Regions from separate parts of the Mus musculus genome. Here region 1 is linked to region 2. The links are chromatin loops, found by intact Hi-C in ENCODE. Cell type or tissue: left cerebral cortex. All regions are shown on one strand. Links, peaks and the distances in the headings refer to the core of each region. The heading gives the core; the rest is flanking DNA.

What was found. Peaks named below come from ENCODE experiments on the same cell type or tissue, not always from the same donor. Only the 100,000 strongest peaks of a DNase experiment are listed, where the experiment ranks them.
Region 1: a loop joins it to region 2, with 2.9 times the contacts of the local background. A loop is called at or near these places in 3 of 42 quality-filtered maps.

What each region holds. Positions count from the first base shown.
Region 1 is chr4:138,576,787-138,582,158 of GRCm38, forward strand. Vwa5b1 (von Willebrand factor A domain containing 5B1) reads right to left here. Exons shown (of 22, transcript NM_029401.1): 15 at 4,793-4,994; 16 at 4,119-4,439; 17 at 1,842-1,979. Among named protein-coding and RNA genes, the nearest start is that of Vwa5b1, 45 kb to the right of the region's middle. In left cerebral cortex, for the core only: no CTCF peak of the experiment used is centred there; DNase peaks (open chromatin) are centred at 2,478, 3,235 and 4,135; H3K27ac peaks cover 1,781 bases.
Region 2 is chr4:138,686,650-138,692,021 of GRCm38, forward strand. The region is part of intron 1 of Gm32770 (a long non-coding RNA gene); the gene reads left to right. Among named protein-coding and RNA genes, the nearest start is that of Gm32770, 12 kb to the left of the region's middle. In left cerebral cortex, for the core only: no CTCF peak of the experiment used is centred there; DNase peaks (open chromatin) are centred at 2,785 and 4,984; H3K27ac peaks cover 3,275 bases.

The sequences.
Region 1 (5,372 bases), core at 143-5,142, 110 kb before region 2:
GAGAGAGAGAACAGCTTCCCTGAAACAGGAGTGAGGTCACAGCAGGGCCATGGCCTCTGGTCCAGTGCCACTGGTCTGAACTGGAAATGGATGTGGGAATGAGGGATTATTTTGGTAACATGGACAAGGAGACTGGAAGGGTGAGGACGGGCATGCTTGGCTTGTAAACATTTTCCTGGAGGTTTGGTGAGAAAGAAGGAGAAGGAGGAGGAGAGGGGGAGGGGGAGGGGAGAGGGAGATTTGAGGATGTAGCTTAGTGGTAGAATGCCCAGCAAGCCAAGGCCCTGGGCACTAGCAAACAAACAAAGCAAAACAAACCACCAGCCAACCAAGGACAACGTCTTGTAAGTGGCAAGAAAGTATAATTCAGAAAAGAAAAACCTTAGACTTAAAGACAAAGCCGAAAACCATGAAAAGTGTGCCCTATATCTGTGGTTCTCAACCTGTGGGTTGTGACCCCTTGGGGTTGAATGACCTTTTCACAGGGGCTATCAGATATCTTGCTATCAGATATTTACATTACAGTCCATAACAGTAGCAAAATCACAATTGTGAAGTAAAAAAATATATAATTTTGTGACTGGGGTCGCCACACCACGAGGAACTGTATTAAAGGGCCACAGCATTAGGAAGGTTGCTGTCCTACACGGATACACACAGGCACCACAGACAGACACATGGACATCACGGATGACACACATGGACACAGACACCATACACACACACACAGCTTGCCCCTGGGCCAATGTGAAAGTCAGAGAACACAAGAGTCGCTTCTCTCCTAAACCAAGTGGGTTCCAGGGATCAAACTGAGCCCCTTGGGCTTGCCAGCAGGCGCCTTTACCTGCTGTGCCATCTTGCCAGTCCCAAGTTGCAATAGATATAAATACAAATATAAATATAAATAGTATGGAAGAGTGAGTGAGAATGCAGGGTTTGGACCAGGCTACTGGGATTAAAAGCTTAGCTCCTCCAGTCCTGCTGAGTGACCTCAAGCCTCATCATGAAACATCCTCTGCCTCTGTTTCCCATCTGTAAAATGGGGCAGTAACGAAGTTACTTGGCAGAACTGTTTCGAGGGTTGGATGATCTAACATATGCTTTGTGGACCAAGCATAAAACATAAGAGGCAAAGCCAGTTCTAGGGACTGACCCCAGGCTTCCCACACGCCAGGCAAGCACTCCACTGTTATATCCCTGACTCTCCTATTAACTTTTATTTTTGAGACAAGGCCTTGCTAAGTTGCCCAGGCTAGCCTTGAAAACGGAGGATGTAGCTCAAGTAGCCTTGGACCGGCGACCCATGTACCTCCATCGTCTGAGTAGCCAGGGTGACAGGCCTGTGCCACCAGGCTGGGCCTGGTGGATGATGGGATATCCCTGCAGTGGAATACAGTATGTGATCAAAAAGAGCGTTTAAGTATTTCTTCAGGAATAGACTATTTTTCACAGCTTTAATTTGAAAACCATAGTATGTATCGGTGTGTTCCAGCTGAGGTAACTGCACGTGTCACATGATTCCCCTCCTTGTAGACAACCCATCCAAGAGAAGTCAGGATGGGCACAGCAGGGAGGTACAAGCTCTCCTCCTGGGTGACTGTCACTCTGACGCATCTGTCTTAGGTTGCATCATTCTAGACATTTTGGGGCTCTTTACAAAGAACTGGATCGTTTATCGTCTCTCCGGGGGAGAACAAAATACACTGAAGGCATCTTGCTCCCCTCTTCCTCTGTGGCTGAGCCGCCCGCCCGTTGGGAGCCTGCTCTTTCCTGTATCTCAGCTCCTCCCCAAGCCCGCGGGCTGGAGTGTGCCTCTCCCTACACTCACGCATGCGCCTTACCAGAGTTGGGGTACTTGACGACCGTGGGCAGGTACTGCCTCTTGTTTATGTCCACAGGCACAAAGGCCGTGTATTTGCTGATCACGCTGCAGGCCTTGCTGGTGTGCACGGCGTTCACCTGGTATCGGCGATTGGACCCTGTGGGAGGAAGAGCAAGGGTCACGGTCTGGGATCAGAAAGTCTTGCTTGGCGTGGAGACCCTGGAAGCTGAAAGGAGAGCTGGATTAGCAGTCCATCTTTGGGGTCAAGTAGGTCTTGAAATTGGTGGCCTGCCAATGGGCTAATTAAAGACAAAAAAACAAAACAAAACACCACCATCACCACCACCAAAACAAAAAACACCATTTCACAAGATAAAGGGTGTGTTAACATAAAAACTTAAGTCATTATCTTAGAGTAAAAGATAGCTAATTCCTTTAAATAGCATGTTTATTTAAACGGCGTCCTATGTTGTCTATACTGTGTATTTGAATCTTGCAGGTGACTGGCGGGAACCTTGTGACAGGGCTTCATGGGTTCCCTGACTCATGGGACCTTCCACATGGCTGAGAAGATTGGAAAGCCGTGATCTGGGAGATGGCTTCGTGGGCAAGAGCACTTGCTAAGAAAGCGCTGAGTTGTGTCCCCAGCAGAGAAGGAGCTGAGCATGGCTGTGGCCACCTGGAATCCAGGGCTGGAGATGCAGGGAGCTGAGAGACAGGAGGACCCAGGGTGCTTGCCGGCCAGCCAGCCTCGCCAAAAAGCCCCAGGCTTCAGGCTCCGTGAGAGACTCTTCTCCCAAGGGAGCAAGTTAGAGAATGAGAGGGACACACCCTGAATCTTCCTCCGGCTTCTCTGTACACCTATCTACCCCCACCTCCACAACTGGCACAACCCACCCAAAACACACACACACAATGTATGCACACAGACACACACAGAGACATACACACACAGACACACAGTCAGACAGTCTCTCTCTCTCTCCTCTCTCTCTCTCTCTCTCTCTCTCTCTCTCTCTCTCTCTCTCTCTCTCTCCTTCCTCCCTTTCAGATTGAACATTAGAGAGAAGGACTCAATGCTTGGTCACACAGCAAGTTAGTCAGAACCTGAGATTAGGGCTCAGGATGACCTGACCTGTAAGTTCACGCCCTTTCTACCAAACAGTGAGCCCTCTTGATGGCTTGCTGCCTTCTGAGGGCTGTTCAGGGAATCAGGGCAATAAAAGGGGGAGGAGTATTCATGGAAGAAAAGAAGATCATGCGTTACCCCCCAAGTACAAATAAAATATGAACCACATAGTATGCAAATTAAGCATAAACTTAGAACAAAGGAATCCCGTACTTATTGCCACTTATCTCTGTTCTCCAAGTGTGTCCTATTGAGATTTCACTAGTCACGTTCTGGGAAAGGCTGCCCCAGTTCCTGAACTAAATTAGCTCACGACCCATCCCTGCTATACAGGGCTTGGAATTCAAGCGTTTCTGAACAGGACTTATTTAATTAGCTGTGTAATTGTTTGATTAATGCTGGCCTCTCTTAGCCAGTGTCAGGTGCCCCGGGAAAGGATGTGCTCACTTTATTCTATGCTAACCAACCCTCCGGAGGCGTCTGTGGGGCCAAACACCTAGCCTGGCCCCCCGCTGACTGTGGGGGAGTCATTGGGGCTGATGAGAATGGGCAGGATCTAGGCTAGGTCTAGGGGCCCTCTGGGAAGGTTCAACCTCAGAGGATCTCCTATCATTGTTGACCCTCCAGAACCAGATATGAGTCACCCAGAGAAATGCTGGGTATGAGGGAGCATGGGGGTGGGCAAGTGTGGTAGGAGAGGAGGAGGTAGGAAGAGAGGAGGATGGGTCATCTGAAGAGTGGGAGAGATGGACAAATCCAGGGCCGAGGAAGGGAGGGCACCTCAAGTTGAGGATTCAGGCCCAAGCTCCATTTAATATGGGGTGAGACACAGTGGAATGTAGGCTCAGGAAACAGCTAGTGGTACAGAGACTTGACTTCAGCAGAGGTGTGGTAAGGAGGCGAGCTGTGCATAGTGTGGAGCTAGTTGGCGAGGCTAACCTAGGGCTAACCTTAGGTTACTGAGACAGAGCAAGGACTTTGAGGGCTTTGGGTGTGGGTGAGAGTCTGAAAATTAGGGAAGGGATCTTGGGCAGTAGATGTGGCACTAGGTCTCTGGAGGGTGGGTCTTAGGGTGTGGGCGGGGCTTTGGAATGGGTTGGCCTTGGTCAGTGAGAAGGGCACCGTGCTGCCAAAGGGAATCCTGCCACCCTGATCCTGGTGGCTCACCCAGCTCGATCTCGTCCTCGCGCTCTGCCAGATGCTCGAATTCTCGGATGATGGCGCGGGCCGCCAGGTGGTGGAAAGTCTCACTCCACATGTCAGCGTTCTGTGTGTCCCCCCTCTTCAGGGCTGGAGGCTCCAGCTCGAAGCTCACTTCCCACTGCATGCGTTGGTTGGCGCACAGGCCTTTGACCAAAGCCTTGCCCACCACAGGGCTTGGAGTGGCAGTCCTGCAGGGATTGGCTTGCTCCTCGGACTCAGCCATGGGCTCCAAGTCTAAGGATGTCTCCCGTTCAAAGGTTGAAGGACAATGGGCTGGCTCTATGGCTGGAAGAACAAGAGGGCTGAACCTGAGCCCAAACAGGCAGCCATTTGCAGAGAATGTCATCCCTCCCCTGGGGGCAGTCATTTCTAGAAAACACAAAGGCCATCCAGCTTTAAAGACCGATCCTTCCTAATGCGCTAACGCACAGGTGGCTTGGGCTTGTCCCAGAGAGGGACAAATCCACCTTTCTGGAAGCCTGTCCCTGAGGGGATGAACAGATGGGGTGGGCACAGGAAGGTTCTCAGAGCAAGAGTTTCACAAAGACACAGAGACAGGCACTGGTACTCTGTCTCTGTCATCTGAAATTGGGCCACAGCCTTCCTGTCCCCTTGGATCGTGGGCCTTGGTCACTTACCCAGATCTTCAGAGCTTTGGCTGTTAGGGGCAGACGTCCGGCTGGCACCACAATCCAGCTCTCTCACAGGGCCCCAGGCCTGGGGCTTCTGGTCAAAGAAGCGCATGAGCTGGCAGCCTTGAGGCAGTAGGGAAGGCCTGCGGGCTCCTGGGCCATGAAGTTTGGGGCCCTGGCTCAGGTTATGGCCTTCGTTAAGTAGGGTCTATGGAGGAAAGCAAAGGGCAGGGGAAGGGAGGGAGGAGGGAGAATGTAAGAGGAGGAGGGACGAATGAGGGGTAGAAAGAGGAGGAAGAGGAGGAGGAGGAGGGGGAGGATGGCAAGGAAGGGAAAGGGGGATGAGGATGGGATGAAGAGGAAGAAGGGAGAATGGGGGAGGGGATAAGTAGGATGGGAATGAAGAGGAAGGGAAGAGGAGAGGAGGGAGGGAGGAGAAGAGGAGGGGAAGGGAGGAGGGAGGAGGAAAAAGAGAAGGAGGGAAGAAGAAGAGAATTAGGAGGATGGAAGAAGGAGGAGGGGGAAACAAGGGGAGGTGAAGCTCATGATGGCAAGAACCTCCTTCTGCTCCACCCCCCACAGCTCC
Region 2 (5,372 bases), core at 128-5,127:
GGGGTCAGCCTGTGGTCATATGACCCCATTTCTTCTGGTTGTGGCATAGCAGCCCCTCATGTTGACAGCATTTGGCTTGAATGCCTGTTCATCTTATGGAGTCCTCAATGACTTGTGACTTGGTTTCCTTCCAGAAGGACCCATCTACCAAAGGTTTCACCTCCTGCTGTCTTTGCCACAGGCTGGCCCAAAGACCAAGGCTTTTTTTTTTTTTTTTTTGGTGTGGGGGGACATACCTCCAATTTGATGTGTAGCAGAATATGACTTTGAACTTCTGAACCTCCTGCCTCTACCACCTGAGTGCTGGGGTTACAGGTGTGGACCACCTTGCCTGGTTTACACAGTGTTGGGAATTCAGCCCAGGGTTTTCTATACAATAGACAAGAGCCCTTCCTGATGAGCCACATCCCCAGCCCAGGACTAAGCTTTCAAAATAAAGACCTTTGGGTGGCGTTGACGATGATTACAATGGGTCCAGAACTGCAGCTGAACAGGGCCGAGTTGTGGTGCTGTGTCCTGGAACACAGTAGGGCAGAGTGTCTATAATTAATGGTAATTTACTGCATTTCTCAAAATATCTAGAAGAGAGGCTTTGATTGTTTACAACACAAAGAAATGATGTATGTTTGAGGAGAGAGCTGTGCTAATTATCTCCATTCGACCATCACACACTGCACAATGGCACGGGGACACCATGCTGTACCTCTTAAATAGGTACACATGTTATGTATTTATTTTTAAATGAATTTGGATTGTGTTGATCTATAAAGAACCAGTGGGAAAAAGGAGGTTCTGTCTTTAGAGGCTAAAGAGTTAAAAACACAACTGAAGGAGAAAAGGGAAGGGAAGGGGAGAAGGAAAAAAAGGGGAGGGGGAGAGAGAGGAGGAGAAGAGGGGACAGGAGGGGAGGGAGAGGGGAAGGGGGCAGAGAAGAGAGGAGATGAGGGGAGGAGGAGAAGAGAGAGGGAAGGAAAAGATGCATGAGGGGAGAGGGAAGGGGATTGGGAAGAGGAAGGAGAGGAGGAGGGTCAGAAAAGAGAGGAGGGGAGGGGAGGGGAGGAAGAGGAGGAGGGGACAGAGAAGAGAGGAGAGGAGGGGGTTAGGGGAAGGGAGGGGGAAGGAAAAGATGCTTCAGAGAATGGAGAAGAAAAGAGTGGAGGGAAGGGGAGGGAGAGGAGGAGAGGGCAGAGAAGAGAGGAGAGGTGAAGAGGGAGGGGAGGGGAGGGGAAGAAGAAGGGAGGGGAGGGGAAAGTAAGATCTATTAGTCCTTCCTGCTCTCCTAGCACTTGGAGAACATTTCCTCTTTAGTTGTCATAAAGCCCCTACAAGGACACACATATTTGTAGTTTTACAGATAAGAGAACAGAATTTTTCCCTAAATCTTAGTAGGGTGTTTTATTTAGGGTTTTACTGCTGTGAACATACCATGACCAAGGCAACTCTTATAAGGACAACATTTAATTGGTGCTGGCTTACAGGTTCAGAGGTTCAGTCCATTATGATCGAGACAGGAACATGGCAGTATCTAAGCAGACATGGTACAGGAGGAGCTGAGAGTTTTACATCTTCATCTGAAGGCTGCTAGGAGAATACTGGCTTCCAGGCAGGTAGGGTGAGTCTTAAAGCCCACACCCACAGTAACACACCTACTCCAACAAGTCCACACCTCCCTGGGCCAAGCTTATACAAACCATGACAAAGGGTCTACCCCAAAGCCTGCAGTCTTCAACCTACCTCACCCCACTAGAGGAGCTGGTAGACGGGTGGGACATTCCAGTACCATAACTTCTCTTTTGGGGTTAGGGCATGGGCACATATGACTCCTGTGGGAGTCAGAGGACATTTCCCAGAGTTGGTTCTTTCCTTCCACCATGTGGACGTCAGGGACAGAACTTGAGCCATCTGGCTTAGAGGCTAGCACCATCCCCTCCCACCAGCCCCAGCTAATCTGTAACCAACCTAAGTTTCTATTCTCACAAGACGAAACCAACAAGGTGTGCCAAATGGCCGTGTTGATTTGTTTATAACACAGGCCAATGAAAATGTCAGAATGAATTCACACCCTGCCCCATCTCTCTAATTCTTTCTCCCTGTGCACACATACACAGAGAGAGAGAGACAGAGACAGAGAGAGAGACAGACAGAGAAACAGAAACAGACAGACAGGCAGGCAGACAGACAGACAGACAGACAGACAGAGACAGGGTTAATTAAGACAACCTCATTTTAACTTATGGTTCTATCCATTATGCGCCCAAACTCCCATTTGGCTTTCTCCCTTTACTCTGGTCTGCTGGTTCCATGTGTCCCTATCTAGGGTTTGTTCGTAAGTGGTTGAAACGTTTGCATCAGAAACAACCTGTTTGAAAGACTCCTCTGTGGAAACCCACTTGTGTGAAAGAGAAAAAAAGTCCAAAACCTTCCCACATCTAAGAACCGTGTTTAAATGTCCTGCCTTGGGGACCTCAGACCTTCCCACCCCACTGGCACTTTCACTTCCCAGTTCACGCCCTTCTTAGGTTCTGATGATAAAACACTTAATTAGGGTGTTAATTAGAACACAATTGGGTTGCTAATGCAGCAGCTGACAGCCCAGATCAATTAAAAGAGAGAAAAAAGCCGCCTTGGCCTTTTGTTTGCGCCTTGGACAGGAGATGACATTTTCTTTTTAATTGCTCTGAAATGGGCTTTGCTGAACAAATCAGAGGCTGTCATTCATGCTTGGTTCCTGGTCACACTGTCTGAGCCAGGCTCTGCACAGAAGGATGCTGCCAGGCTCTGCACAGAAGGATGCTGCCAGGTTCTGCACAGAAGGATGCAGGCTCTGCAGCAGAAGGATGCAGCCAGGCTCTGCAGCAGAAGGATGCTGCCTTTTTTTTTTCTGCTATGCTTGGTGCTTGTTAAGGACATTGCCCAACCCACTGGTCCCATTTCATGAGCATTGAGCAGGGAAATTACAGCTTATAAATGCTCCTGGAGATGAATTATTTAACTGGTCTCTCTCTCTCTCTCTCTCTCTCTCTCTCTCTGTGTGTGTGTGTGTGTGTGTGTGTGTAAAGGTGATAGTGACCATTAAATCTAGACACCTACGTAGAACATTGCCCCTCCCCCCTTTCTTTCTGTTCACCTGGATGCTGAACGCTAGACAGAACTCTAAAGTTGAAAATCTTATTTCTGCATTGATGCCTATAGTGGGAATTTTCTTCCTCAGCAGAAATTGTTCATTAGGACACGAAATTGCTTTCCAGAGTGTGATGGGTGTGAGGGTCCTGGTGTTAGCAGGCTTGCTTGTAGGCAGAAGAGAAGGGCCTTCCGGGGAACCAAACCATAAAATTAGTGAAAGAGGACAAGAGAGGGCAGGGGGTTGGATCTGAGAGCAGCTAATACCAGTCAGGCTAGGAAGAGTCCAAGCGTACATGAGTAACCTAATGGGCACTTAAAGGCATATATCAAGCAACCACTGTGTGCTGGGCACAGGTTGTGGGCAGGGAAGGAAACACAACTGGTTTAAAGACAGACAATAAGCAAAGGACTGCAATAGAGGTAACAGTCAAGTTAGATGAGGCTTGTGCAACTGGGGCTGCGGCTCAGTCCTGCAGGACTTGCAAAACACGCACGCGGCCCTAGGAGCAATGCCCCGTACCTGAACCAGGATGGGGAGGAAACCATTCACTTGAGGTTGCCTTGACAATATTTAGCTTGGAGTATATAGTTCAGTGGTGGACCAGGTTTGGTAAGAACACAATACAAATGGCTCAGCAGAGGGGACAGACGTGGCCTGACACATGGGACGCGCTGGGAGGAAGAGGGTGGGAGTAGTACTAGGAACTCAGGTTCGTGAGATGGAGCAGAGAGGAAAGAAGAGTTGCCTGAGTTGTGGCAGGAGAGGGAACTCAGTCCCTCACCGCCTTTGAAGCCACTCAGGGGACTTGAGGTTGTCAGCTGGAATGGGGCCCTCTAGAAGGTTTTGAGTCTTAAGGCCACATCTGTGCTCCCGAGCCATCCCCACAGTGGCTAGCACCTGCTACCTGGGAGAGCAGGTGATTGGGAATGCAGGGGAGAGGCAGAGGTCATCTGGAGGCATTCCCTGAACTAAGCCGCTGGAGGTGGGAATGCAGAGAGGCCGTAGATTCCAGAGAGCTTTTGAAAAGCAGAGAATAGGTGGCTAATGGCATGCTGGGAGGGAGGGAGGGAAGGAGGGAGGGAGGGGCAAGGAGACGTTGGGAGTTATTCCTAAAGCTGCTGCAGCTGAGTGGCTGTGATGGAGAGAGGCAGCCCAGGGAACAGTCAGGAGCCAAAGCTCTTTTGTATTTAGTTTCAAGTGGTGATGGCAGAGGTCTGGGTAGAGGCAGAACACAGGAGCTGGAGAAGAGGAGACCAACCAGTGGACTGCAAACCTAAGGCTCCACAAACTACCCCTGGGGGCATGACAGCCTGTGAGAAGGCTTAAATTGAGAGCAGAACAGAGAGGAATCTCAACTTTAGGGTGTCTTAGAAAGAGGTAGATCCAGGGATTCACCCAGGACACAAGGAAGCTGCTTCCAGAGACAAGAGAAGGCACCTGGAGGAGACCATGTCTCTGCCACCTTGTGTCCCTGGCTTTCTATGCACAAATTGTCTTGAACATCCTAACTACTACCAGACTAAGTGTATTGGGTTCCACTAACATCTAAGCAACAACCCTCCAGGGCTGTCCCTCAGAATACTGGGGAAGTTAGGACGAGATCCTGTCTCCCTTAGCCTTCCTATCTCTGGCTGAATTCCACACTCCTGCTTCTGACTTCCAAAGCTCTGAGGAAGGGCATAGAAATAGCCCTGCCCTAGCAGGAGCCCACTTGGCCTCCTGAATTTAGCATAACTCAGGAGTAGAAGGATCCTGGAGTCTGTTCAAAGGCTACAGCCCACACGGCCCACGGACCAGGGAATCCAGCGTCTTTAAATTTGGCGTCTAGATCGCTTTAGGTTATAGTATCAGGGAAGCATCATCACCGTCCCCCTGTGCTTCTTCCTGTCCTAACTTTGGCATTTGCATGCCTACCCAGCAACACTTTAAACACATCAGCGGGACTAGTCACACTAAAGCTGCTCAGACAATCTGTTCCCACGCCCTCCCCCACCCCCACCCCCCAGCTCCTTAGATCTCAGGATCACACCTGGCCCAACGTGCATGGTAGATAAATGTTTGCTGAAGTGCCTCGAATGCATGGATGCAGACTGGGACGGGTCTATGGTCCTTCCCTTTTGTACACCAAAGTGAGGCCACGCCCTAGCTTCTGATCAGAAGAGCTGGTTCAGGAATCTACGCTCCTGATTTCCAGTCCGCTTTCCCTAGGATGTCAGCTTCAGTTCTCAAATGCTCCCCCAAAGGACTC